Linked DNA regions of Homo sapiens: region 2 is linked to region 1. The links are chromatin loops, found by intact Hi-C in ENCODE. Cell type or tissue: PC-9. All regions are shown on one strand.

The links. Peaks named below come from ENCODE experiments on the same cell type or tissue, not always from the same donor. Only the 100,000 strongest peaks of a DNase experiment are listed, where the experiment ranks them.
Region 2: it touches region 1 in a loop (5-fold over the local background); 4 of 110 quality-filtered maps call a loop at or near these places.

Annotation. Positions count from the first base shown.
Region 1 is chr1:43,856,192-43,861,191 of GRCh38, reverse strand. All of the region lies in intron 5 of ST3GAL3 (ST3 beta-galactoside alpha-2,3-sialyltransferase 3), which reads right to left. Among named protein-coding and RNA genes, the nearest start is that of MIR6079, 20 kb to the right of the region's middle. RefSeq lists an enhancer at 2,454-3,072. In PC-9, no CTCF peak of the experiment used is centred here; a DNase peak (open chromatin) is centred at 2,701; H3K27ac peaks cover 1,362 bases.
Region 2 is chr1:43,780,791-43,785,790 of GRCh38, reverse strand. The region is part of intron 2 of ST3GAL3 (ST3 beta-galactoside alpha-2,3-sialyltransferase 3); the gene reads right to left. Among named protein-coding and RNA genes, the nearest start is that of MIR6079, 55 kb to the left of the region's middle. RefSeq lists a silencer at 432-481. In PC-9, no CTCF peak of the experiment used is centred here; DNase peaks (open chromatin) are centred at 1,900 and 4,080; H3K4me3 peaks cover 392 bases; H3K27ac peaks cover 4,803 bases.

The DNA of each region.
Region 1 (5,000 bases):
CAGCTAGCAAAGTAGCAAAGTTGGGATTCTAACCCAGGTTTGCCTGATTTCAAAACCTAAGCTCTCTTCACTTGCCCAGACGGAGGCAGAGGAGCTCCCAGCTGTATTCCATCTTTGCTGAGAAAGCATGAAGGAGATGCTGTGAACCTGGCACAGGCACACAAGGTCAAGCCACAGGGATCGGTGAAACAGCGGTGAGGCCAGGTGGTAAAGATGTACCCCTCGTCCTCCGACCAGCCTCACCGCAGTGCCAACAGATGACAGTCTAAGTACAGTAAGACCACTTTTGCCTCAGCTCAAAAGCTTTCTACTTCCTGAACCTACCCTCAGAAAAGGTCTGAAATTAGGCCCAGTTACAGGCTGGAAAAAATGATCAACCTCTGGCTAGGGAGAACATGGTGACTGTAACCCACATAGCCTACATCCCTCCACTGCCCTCCCTTTCTGCATCTAGCACTCCAGGGGTTAGGGAAAGGGGCTCATGGCTAGACAGGAAGAGACCTGCTGCTCATGGAGGATGGCCCTTGGGATCCAGATGCATGGCAGAAATGGCCAGTCCTACCTTTCTTCCTTTAGCAAATGCTCCTCTGTGGAGTACCTGATGAGGACTGGAACAGAGATGGATAGAGCAAGGCTCACCCTTTGCTCCTGAACCTCACTCTACATGCAGCTGTGCCTTTGCCAACAGCTTTCCTTGGCCACGCTGGGGTCTCTGAACCCTGTGTTTCCTCTCAATAATCTGAGCGGTAGCAAAGGAATGCATCTCTATGAGAGTTAGCAACTTTCCTGGAGCAGGCCCACTGGAGACAGGGCTGCGTCAGGAGCCCAGGCCTCCTGGATGAGCTATCTTTCCCCACAGCCTTGAGTGTGGGTCACGGTTTGCTGTGCTCTACCCTACTGCCTCTTGCACTCTTCTTCATTTTGCCCCCAAAATGACTAGGCTACAGGCAGAACTGGCTAAACCAGAGGCAGCTGCTGACCATGTTTAAAAAGGTCATTGCTTTGGAGGAAGGATTCTTTCCATCAGGAGGCCCACATGGGCTCATGGGGCCTGATCCAACCAGTGGTCATTCTCCTTGCATACGCCCTCAGGGGTAGGGAGGGGCAGAAAGAAGCCCTTCAGGGGAAGGGACTTGGGTATCAGGGACCCCTGTGTGTGCAACAGCCACAGGGCAGGAAGAGAAGGGCACAGGAGCAGAGGCAGGGGGTTTGAGATGGTCAGAAGCGGCCTAAGGGTGAACATATAGCTGGCAGAGTCCTGCCCTTAATCCCTCTTGCTGGTCTTGAGGTACACATGAGGATGGGTGATGGAGACGGGGAATGTGGTGGAGACAGCCCTTAACCTGGCCAGAACCTCACTGATCATAGTCACCTTGGACACATGGGAGCAAGGCCAGTGGAGACAGCAGGTACAGAGCCAGCCCTCATCAGAGCTGGTTTCTGAGCTCAGGCCTCAAGCACATGCCTTGCCCCATTTGGAGGACTTGCTCCATTTGGGCATTTGCTTCTTAGAGCAAGTTCCGCAACTGGCAATTGGCCTGTGGCCCAGACACACTATCTGAAGGGGCTGAGCAGCAAAGCCAAAGGTGTCATTTTGTTTTTCCAATCATCTGGTTTTTTTTCTTTTTTTTTTGAGATGGAGTCTCACTCTGTCGCCCAGGCTGGAGTGCAATGGCGTGATCTCGGCTCACTGCAACCTTCGCCTCCCAGGTTCAAGCGATTCTCCTGCCTCAGCCTCCTGAGTAGCTGGGATTACAGGCATGCACCACCACACCAGGCTAATTTTGTATTTTTGGTAGAGATGGGGTTTCTCCATGTCGGTCAGGCTGGTCGCCACCGTGCCCAGCCCCAATCTTCTGTTTTCAAACTATGTTCGGAAGTTGTCCAGTGTAGGAAACTTCCGCATACTAAGCCCTTGAAACCGAGGGAGAGAGGATGGGTCTATCCCAACACAAGGGCCACAAAGATGTCACAGGGCCAGCTGTCAACAGGCCTTTTTTCGTGATGCTGCCAACTGTCAGGTGTGTGTTTCCCTGACCAGGAACTCCTGAGAACAGAGGCCACGTGGCCCAATACTCGCCACATCACCCTGGACAATCTCATCCACACTCTGGGGGCTGTGTATGGACCTACGTGCAATTTGTTTTCTTCCAGCCCAGACCTCTCTCCTGAGAGATTCACTGAACTCAGGCTCCCTGAGTAGGGCCGTGGCTTCCCTCTGACACTTCATTTGCCTGGATCTGGACTCTTTGCCTGCATCAGGGCAGAAGGCAGAGCCAAGGGCCCTCATCATGGCAGGCAGGCATAGACTCATGTCCTGCCTCCACAGTGGGGAGGCAAGGCTTCAGCCCTCCTTCTCCCCTCTAGCTCTGGCTATTTATTTGGGGAGACCAGTCAGAGAGTGACCTGTCTCCCCAGGTGCAGACAGAGTAGGGAAAGCAGGACACAGTCCTGAAGGTGCCAGCATCTTGCTCTCTGCTGAGCTGCTGCCTCATCGCTGGGACTTGTGTGGGTGGAGCTCAGACCTGGGCCCTCCCTCTCACTGAGGAACTCACAGGGCTGCTTGCTCCTGGCTGGGAGCCTCACACAGCTCAGGAGGAGGGCCAGGATCATGTTCTGTGCTTTCACCAGCTTTTGCTCTTCACAAGCAGCAAGAACTCCCCACGTGGGGATCTTGTACCTGAACCAAAAAAAGCAAAGCTGCTAATCTGACAAGATCAATCCTCAAATACCACAGGAATGCAGCCAGCCTGCCTGCTCTCACCAGGGACTGTGCTTCTAAGCATCCCTACAGTTCCTGCTCCTAGGCTGGAGCCTGGAACTGGTCTGCAAAGGAGGAAGCTGCCCCCACCAGTGTGTCTGGTCTTGCTGCCGAAGCCCCACCTTTCCCAGCATAGTTCAGGCATCAGACTTCACCAGGACGTCTCCCCAGTCAATCTCTCATCACTCCTCCAGCTGAAGGGCCTTCTCTGTGTCCCCACAATCCTCTGTCTTCACCTCTGGCGGAGCACATATGCCTGGATATGTTTTTGTCTCCATGCACCATTTCTCTTAGCTCTGGGGAAGATAGGTACAGATGAGGAAGGTGAGGCTCAGAAAGGTTGAGCAACCCAGCCCTATTCACTTCAAAAACCTGTTCTTTCCACTGTAGTCCGACACTTCTCAAACCATCTGTGAAGAGGGATCGGTTGGTTTTGCTTTTTAAATTTCTATTTTGTCACAGAATGATGATTTTATAAAATAGAATAAAAATGAATCACTAGAAAAGTTAAATAAGGCCAGGCGTGGTGGCTCACGCCTGTAATCCCAGCACTTTGGGAGGCTGAGGCAGGTGGATCACCTGAGGTCAGGAGTTCGAGACCAGCCTGGCCATCATGGTGAAACCCCGCTTCTACTAAAGATACAAAAATTAGCTGGACATAGTGGCGGGCACCTGTAATCCTAGCTACTTGGGAGGCTGAGACAGGAGAATCTCTTAAACCTGGGAGGTGGAGGTTGCAGTGAGCCAAAATCACACCATTGCACTCCAGCCTGGGCGACAGAGCAAGACTCCGAGGAAGGAAGGAAGGAAGGAAGGAAGGAAGGAAGGAAGGAAGGAAGGAAGGGAGGGAGGAAGGAAAGAAAGAAGGAAGGAAAGGAAGGAAGGGAGGGAGGGAGGGAAGGAGGAGGGAAGGAAGGAAGGAAGGAAGAGGGAAGGAAGGAAGGAAGGAAGGAAGGAAGGAGGGAAATACACATATAAAATATAAGCTCCATTTTTAAAAGTTTGGTTTTTTTGGGTTTTTTTTGGTAACAAATAGCTGAGACCACAGGTGCATGCCACTGTGCCAGGCCTATTTTTTATTTATTAGATTCAGCAACATAAACTTACTCTAATTGCCATAAATGTTTTCAAAAACCTTATTTCCAGTATCTCAAAAATCTTGTGGCAGACCAGTTCATATCACTTTTGATTCTATAGCACACAACAGGTTCCAAACTGCCTTTTGCCTGTCTGGGACATTCTACCAAGGCTTTGCCTGTCATTCACCTTCCAGTAGAAGTTAGAAAGGGATAAGATGTAGCTCCTCAGGTCCTGTCCTGGGGTAGGAGAAACAATGTACTCTGACACCATCAGAAACAGTTAGCAGGTTGAGGCCTAGAACTTCTCCTACAGCTGATGGATTTATAACCAGCTAGGTCTGCAGGATTCACCTTTGCAAGCAAGTGTGGGTCCCTAATCATCTGAGAAGGAGATCTAAAAAAAAAAAATCCCACAACTTCTGGATGTCTACCGCAGCTCCACCTATGAGAATTGGAAGATAGAGCAAAGAGGAAAGAGACGGGGTATACCATTATAGGGAACTGGCAGGCTAAATTCCTTGAATAATGGAGGAGGCAGTAAGCTCAGACAAGATGTGGAATTAATTTAAAAGCAGAACATGGATTAGTTCCCAGAGGAGGTCCCAACACCTGACGCTAAGGAATATATGAAAAAAAATTGGTGGGCAGAGAAAAGGAGAGGACACAAATGGCAATTCTTCCAGCTGTAAGCTGGAGTCCAGGTCATGGACAGGCATTGAGGTTGTCTAGCCCATGCAGGCTACTCTTAGACACTCTGCAGAGAAGCTTTAGTTATAGAGCACTCTGCTCTTCCCAGAAAGGTCTGTACCCAAGGATTTCAACACAGCAGGTACCTACTGAAAATATTTAAAACATTCTCCAAACAAAAGGAATCTGCATTCCCCTCTAGGTCCATGGTTCAGAGCCTCGATTCAGGACAGGGTGGGGTTGGTGGGTTTGATTCCTGGCTCTGTGCTACTATGACCTTGAGCAAGTCGTTAGCTTACCCATCTACAAAATGGGTATAACAACACTTACTTCACGGGGTTGTCGTAAAGGGTTTTTGCAAATTTGACTCCATAAAAGTGCATTATCACATTGACTTTATGTGTAACGATTGTGTGTGTATGTAAAAACACTGAAACTTCCTTGATAAGAGATGTCCTTTTTGTATACATGCA
Region 2 (5,000 bases), 75 kb after region 1:
CAGATAGGGTCTCTCTTTTGGGAATTTAAATTGGGAAGTACAGACAGTTGGGGGATTGGTAGGAGACACAAGCAGACAAAGAAGTGTAGAGACTTGGATGCTGTAGGCTGCGCTAGATGCTGGGCCCTAGCGCCCACATTAGTGGCAGAGCATCAGAGCCAAGAGTCACAACCCTGCTGTTGAGGGCAGCAAGACAACTTTAGATTCAAAATGTTCTCCCTGTTCCAGTCTCTGTGAAAACCAGCTATCCCATGGATCATCTTTCCATGAGGCCTTGAGGTTTGGTTTTTCTTCAGTTCCCAGAAGGCCTTGCCTATAGTTAATACTCTTCATGTCTCTTGCTACATTGAAGCTGTCTGCAGTCTGAGCGGCCTCACCTCACCTTCCAGCACCATCCAGGCCTCTACCTTCTGGATGGCTGTGTGAGGTGAACCTGCCACCAGGCTGGATCTGAGCAACACATGTCTCCTCCACAGGGTCTGAAGCTCAGAAGCAGAGGCTCCACTTGGACCACAGCTCTCAACTTTCTTCTCCAATCTAGCTTTATGAAAGAGCCCTTAACTTGGGAGGTTTAGCAGTCTGTTAACAGAACTGATACCTCAATGTTCACGTCGCCACCTGTTTCTTGTTTTTTAGTCTCTCAACTGTTTAGATCCTGGAGGGATCTAACCCCCCCAGTCTTAGTCCCTCAATTTCTTCCCTCCCAACCCCAATCCCAAACAAAACCTGAGTAAATGAGATTCCTGCGGACAAACAGAGAAAAGAAAAGTCTGAGGAGAAAAAACATCATCATTAATTTAGGAGGATGTGATAATATGGACAAGAAAACAGTGAAATAATCAGAGACAGGAGTAGCAGGACAGAGAAAGCCAAAGGAGGTGAGAATTGATCACAAGGAGTATCCCAATGTGGCAAAGAGGCAGAAGAAGCTGATGGCTGAAAAGATAGCACAGAATTATTCACTGGGGAGCATCTGTAACTTCAGTGGAAACAATTTCTGTACAACAATTTGATGGCAAAGACTCAACTGTGAATGGAAGCTGTTGATGCAGTATACTTATGTCAAGAAGTTTCTCCTTAACTTTCATTAATTTAACTTACCAAACATATACAGAGTTCTTACTAAGCTCGAGAGACTGTATGAAAAGATCAGACATGGTATCTGACATCAAAGAGCTTTTGAACCATCAGAGAGATAATAGAGAGATTCAAATAACGATATTACAAGTCTCTAGAGAAGTTGCTATGGGAGTTTATTTTTACTTACTTATTTATTTATTTTGAGACAGAGTCTCGCTCTGTCACCCAGGCTGGAGTACAGTGGTGCGATCTCGGCTCACTGCAACCTCTGCCTCCCAGGTTCAAGCGATTCTCCTGCCTTAGCCTCCCAAGTAGCTGGGACTACAGGCATGTGCCACCACACTCGGCCAATTTTTGTATTTTTAGTACAGACGGGGTTTCACCATGTTGGCCAGGCTGGTCTCGAACTCCTGACCTCAAATGATCCACCCACCTCGGCCTCCCAAAGTGCTGGGATTACAGGCACGAGCCACCACGCCTGGCCTGTCGTTTAGATGCAAGGAGAATTTTTGGCTGGGAGAAACTGGGAAGATATGGAGGAGATAGTACTTAAGCTGGTATGAGATGACCTTATAGGACAGGCTGTACTGGTAGTGTGGGAACAGCTATGGAAAGGCACTGAAGCATGGAAAGTGAGGGGTGTGTGGTTTCAGGAAGGTAAAATCATACCTAACTAATTTAGTAGGGTTTCTTTCAGGAGGTAAAAATGCATGTGACTGAAAGGGAACCAGTCCATACAATCTATTTAGACCTTCATAAAAAGGCTTTGACACATCAAAGACTATTTTTAAAAAGTGAGTCACCATGAAATTGAGGAAGAAACTGCTATGTCATGCCAGGAGACAAAAGGTACCTGGGTGCAGATCAGGGGCAGGACATCCCCTAGGGCAACAGCGTTCACAGGGACATCAGGAAGTCTGGGAGTAGCTGGAATTCTACCAGCTGCTGCCCTCTAAGACTGCGGGGGGTGGGGGCAGTGTAAGGGTGGCACTGCTTACAAACCCCTGTGTGTACGACTCAAGCAGGTGGAATGAATATGGAACTAGGCATGTGCTGCTGAAACTGAGAGTAAGATGGTATATAAGGTTTGGAGCTCAGGGGATGGGAAAAGTTTTAGTACAGCTGCTCTAGAAACAGGAAAGGAAGCTGATAAAGGAAATGGAAAAGGCAATATTGCCAAGTACTGAATAGGGCACAGTCTGAAACTGGGAGATGAGTGTGATTCACCTTTCTATCGAGTCTCAAATGAAAGACAGCCCAATCAGAGACAAGATGGGCAGACTTGGTCAGAGCTTGGTATCAGTGGGACATTTTCAGGAGGACAAGGGGGTAAAGGCATGGAGGCTGCTACTGAAAGGAGCCAGCCTGGGTGAATAGGAATGGAAGGGAAGTCAGCCAGGGCTGAGCACTGGGAGAACAGGGAGGGCAGAAAGCCAGCAACCCAGAAGAGGTCGAGGGCAGGGACCTGCAGGTGGCATGGACCTGTGCAGCACAGCAGACAAGGCATGCGTTTGAACCAGGCCACCATGGTGCTAATCCGGGCTCCACTGTTTTTCCCACTATGTAACTTTGGGCAACCTACTTAAATCTTGCTGAGCCTTAATTTCCTCATCTGTAAAAAGAGTAACACAAAGTTCAAAATTTATCTGAGCCCCCTCAAACTAGATAGTATTAGAATCCCAAAGTGTTCAGATTTTAGGAAAGCAGCATACTGCACAAACCATATATTATTTAACATCCCCCTATGAGGTTTGGGGCAGCATCCTGTAATTAAATATTAATATTTCTTCTATGAAATGAATTTTTATGCTAAAAGGGACTATAAATACATTCATACCATTTCAGGTCAGATTTTACTGCCAAACGAATTTTGACACTGATCTTTTGAAAAAAAAATGTTTAAAGATGTTTCAAGTTCATATTTGCCATACTGGTGGACCATTAATAGAACCCACCTCATAAGGCCATGTCATGAGGATTAGATGTCCAAATTAACATAAAGCACTGAACACAGTGCCTGGCATGTAGTTAAGTCCTCAATACATGCTGCTGTTAGTGTTTTTATCATCAGCATCATCACCGTTGATGACAGTGTGGCTGAAGTAAAAGAGGGACTGATAAGTGGAGAGGAATATAGAGAGGGAGAAACAGTGAAAATAAGGCAGAAAAGCAGACCAGATGGGGTTTTGAATACCAAGTTAGGAGTCTGGATTTTATTGAGTAAAAGTAGACAGAGTAGAGAAAGACACTATATATTTTTCAGAAAATTAATGATATCAACAGATTTTTGCTTCAGGAAAACCATTCTAGCGGCAGTGTGTAAGACAGAGCGTAAGGAGGCTAAGACCTAGCAGGAGAGCTTTGTGGTAAGCCAGGTGACAGACAATGAGGGTCTCACGTGAGGCTGTTGGGGGCCGGATGAAATTCAAAGGGAGAATGGACAGGATTGGGAAACTGATCGGATGTGGGATGGTGAGGACTAAGAGAAAATACTACCACAGAATACAAGGGAGTAGAAATATTCCAGAAATAGATGGGAAGCAATAATGTTAAATGTAGCAAAAGAAAGGAGAAGATAAGGTGTGGAAAGCATTCTTTGGGTTTGCCAATTAGGATGCTACTGGCGATTTCAGAAAGAGCAGGTTCAGTTAACTCCGTGAGAATGGAAGCCACACGTTATCAAATGTCATAGAGCAGCCAGTAAAATACAGACTGAAAAAATAGGGAGCTGAATTCAGTAACAAGGAGGTTTTCAATGACCTTTCAAATTCATTGCAGTTTGACTTAATGAAGTATTATGGGTAACTGGCAAACCGCAGTGGTTTGGTATAGGGATGGGAGAGTAAGAAGTAGATTGCCCAATAGATTTATTTTCTCTATGAAATGGGAGGTGATCATTGCATGTGGAAATTGGGAGGGAAGGAACTAGCCTTCCAGTTTGAAATAGGAGATTTCAGTTGGGGGTTGAAAAACTTTCTCTGTAGGTGGACAGTAAATATTTTAGGCGTTGTAGGCCACAGTCTCTGTCACATATCCTTCTGTTTTTTTGTTTTGTTTTGCTTAGCAACCCTTTAAACATGTAAAAATCTTTTTTTTTTTTTTGAGACAGTCTTGCTCTGCCACCCAGGCTGGAGTGCAGTGTCGTGATGTCAGCTCACTGCAACCTCTGCCTCCTGGGTTCAAGTGATTCTAATGCCTCAGCCTCCCAAGTAGCTGGGATTAGAGGTGTGTGCCACCATGCCTGGCTAATTTTTTGTGTTTTTAGTAGAGTGGGGGTTTCACCATGTTGCCCAGGCTGGTTTCAAATTCCTGGACTCAAATGATCCGCTGCCTCCCAAAGTCTCCTAAAATGCCGGGATTACAGGCATGAGCCACTGTGCCTGGCCTAAAAATATAAAAATCATTTTTAAGTCAGGTCACACAAAAACAAGCTGTGGGCTAGATCTGGCATAGGAACCACAGTTTGCTGACCTGATTTAGATTACTCCCATTCAAATCTCCCCAAGTGACAGAAACGACTGCATGTTCATTGTAAAGCAGAAGCACCCAGGACAAAGACAGAAGAGACACAAAACTGGAAACCAAGTAGACAAGTGGAAGTCAGCAAACTCAAGAAAGCTGAATCCTGTGCTGGTAGTGGGAAAAGTTGAACTGAACGTGAAATACATCACAGAACTCCCCAAAGACTCAATCACTGGCAGCATCAGGTACCACTAGAAGAGGGAATGAAGATGATACTAAAAACAAGATTCCCGGTTTCTAAATATGAGCAGACAGCCAAGATTGTTTGAGGCATTAGAGGAAAGTATTTGCTATAACGACAGGAGACCAAAACAAATGAAACCTAAATGCAACATGGAAAAACTGAAGAGACTCAGGGGGATGAAAACTCAGGAAAAAAAAAATCATTAAACTCCTCA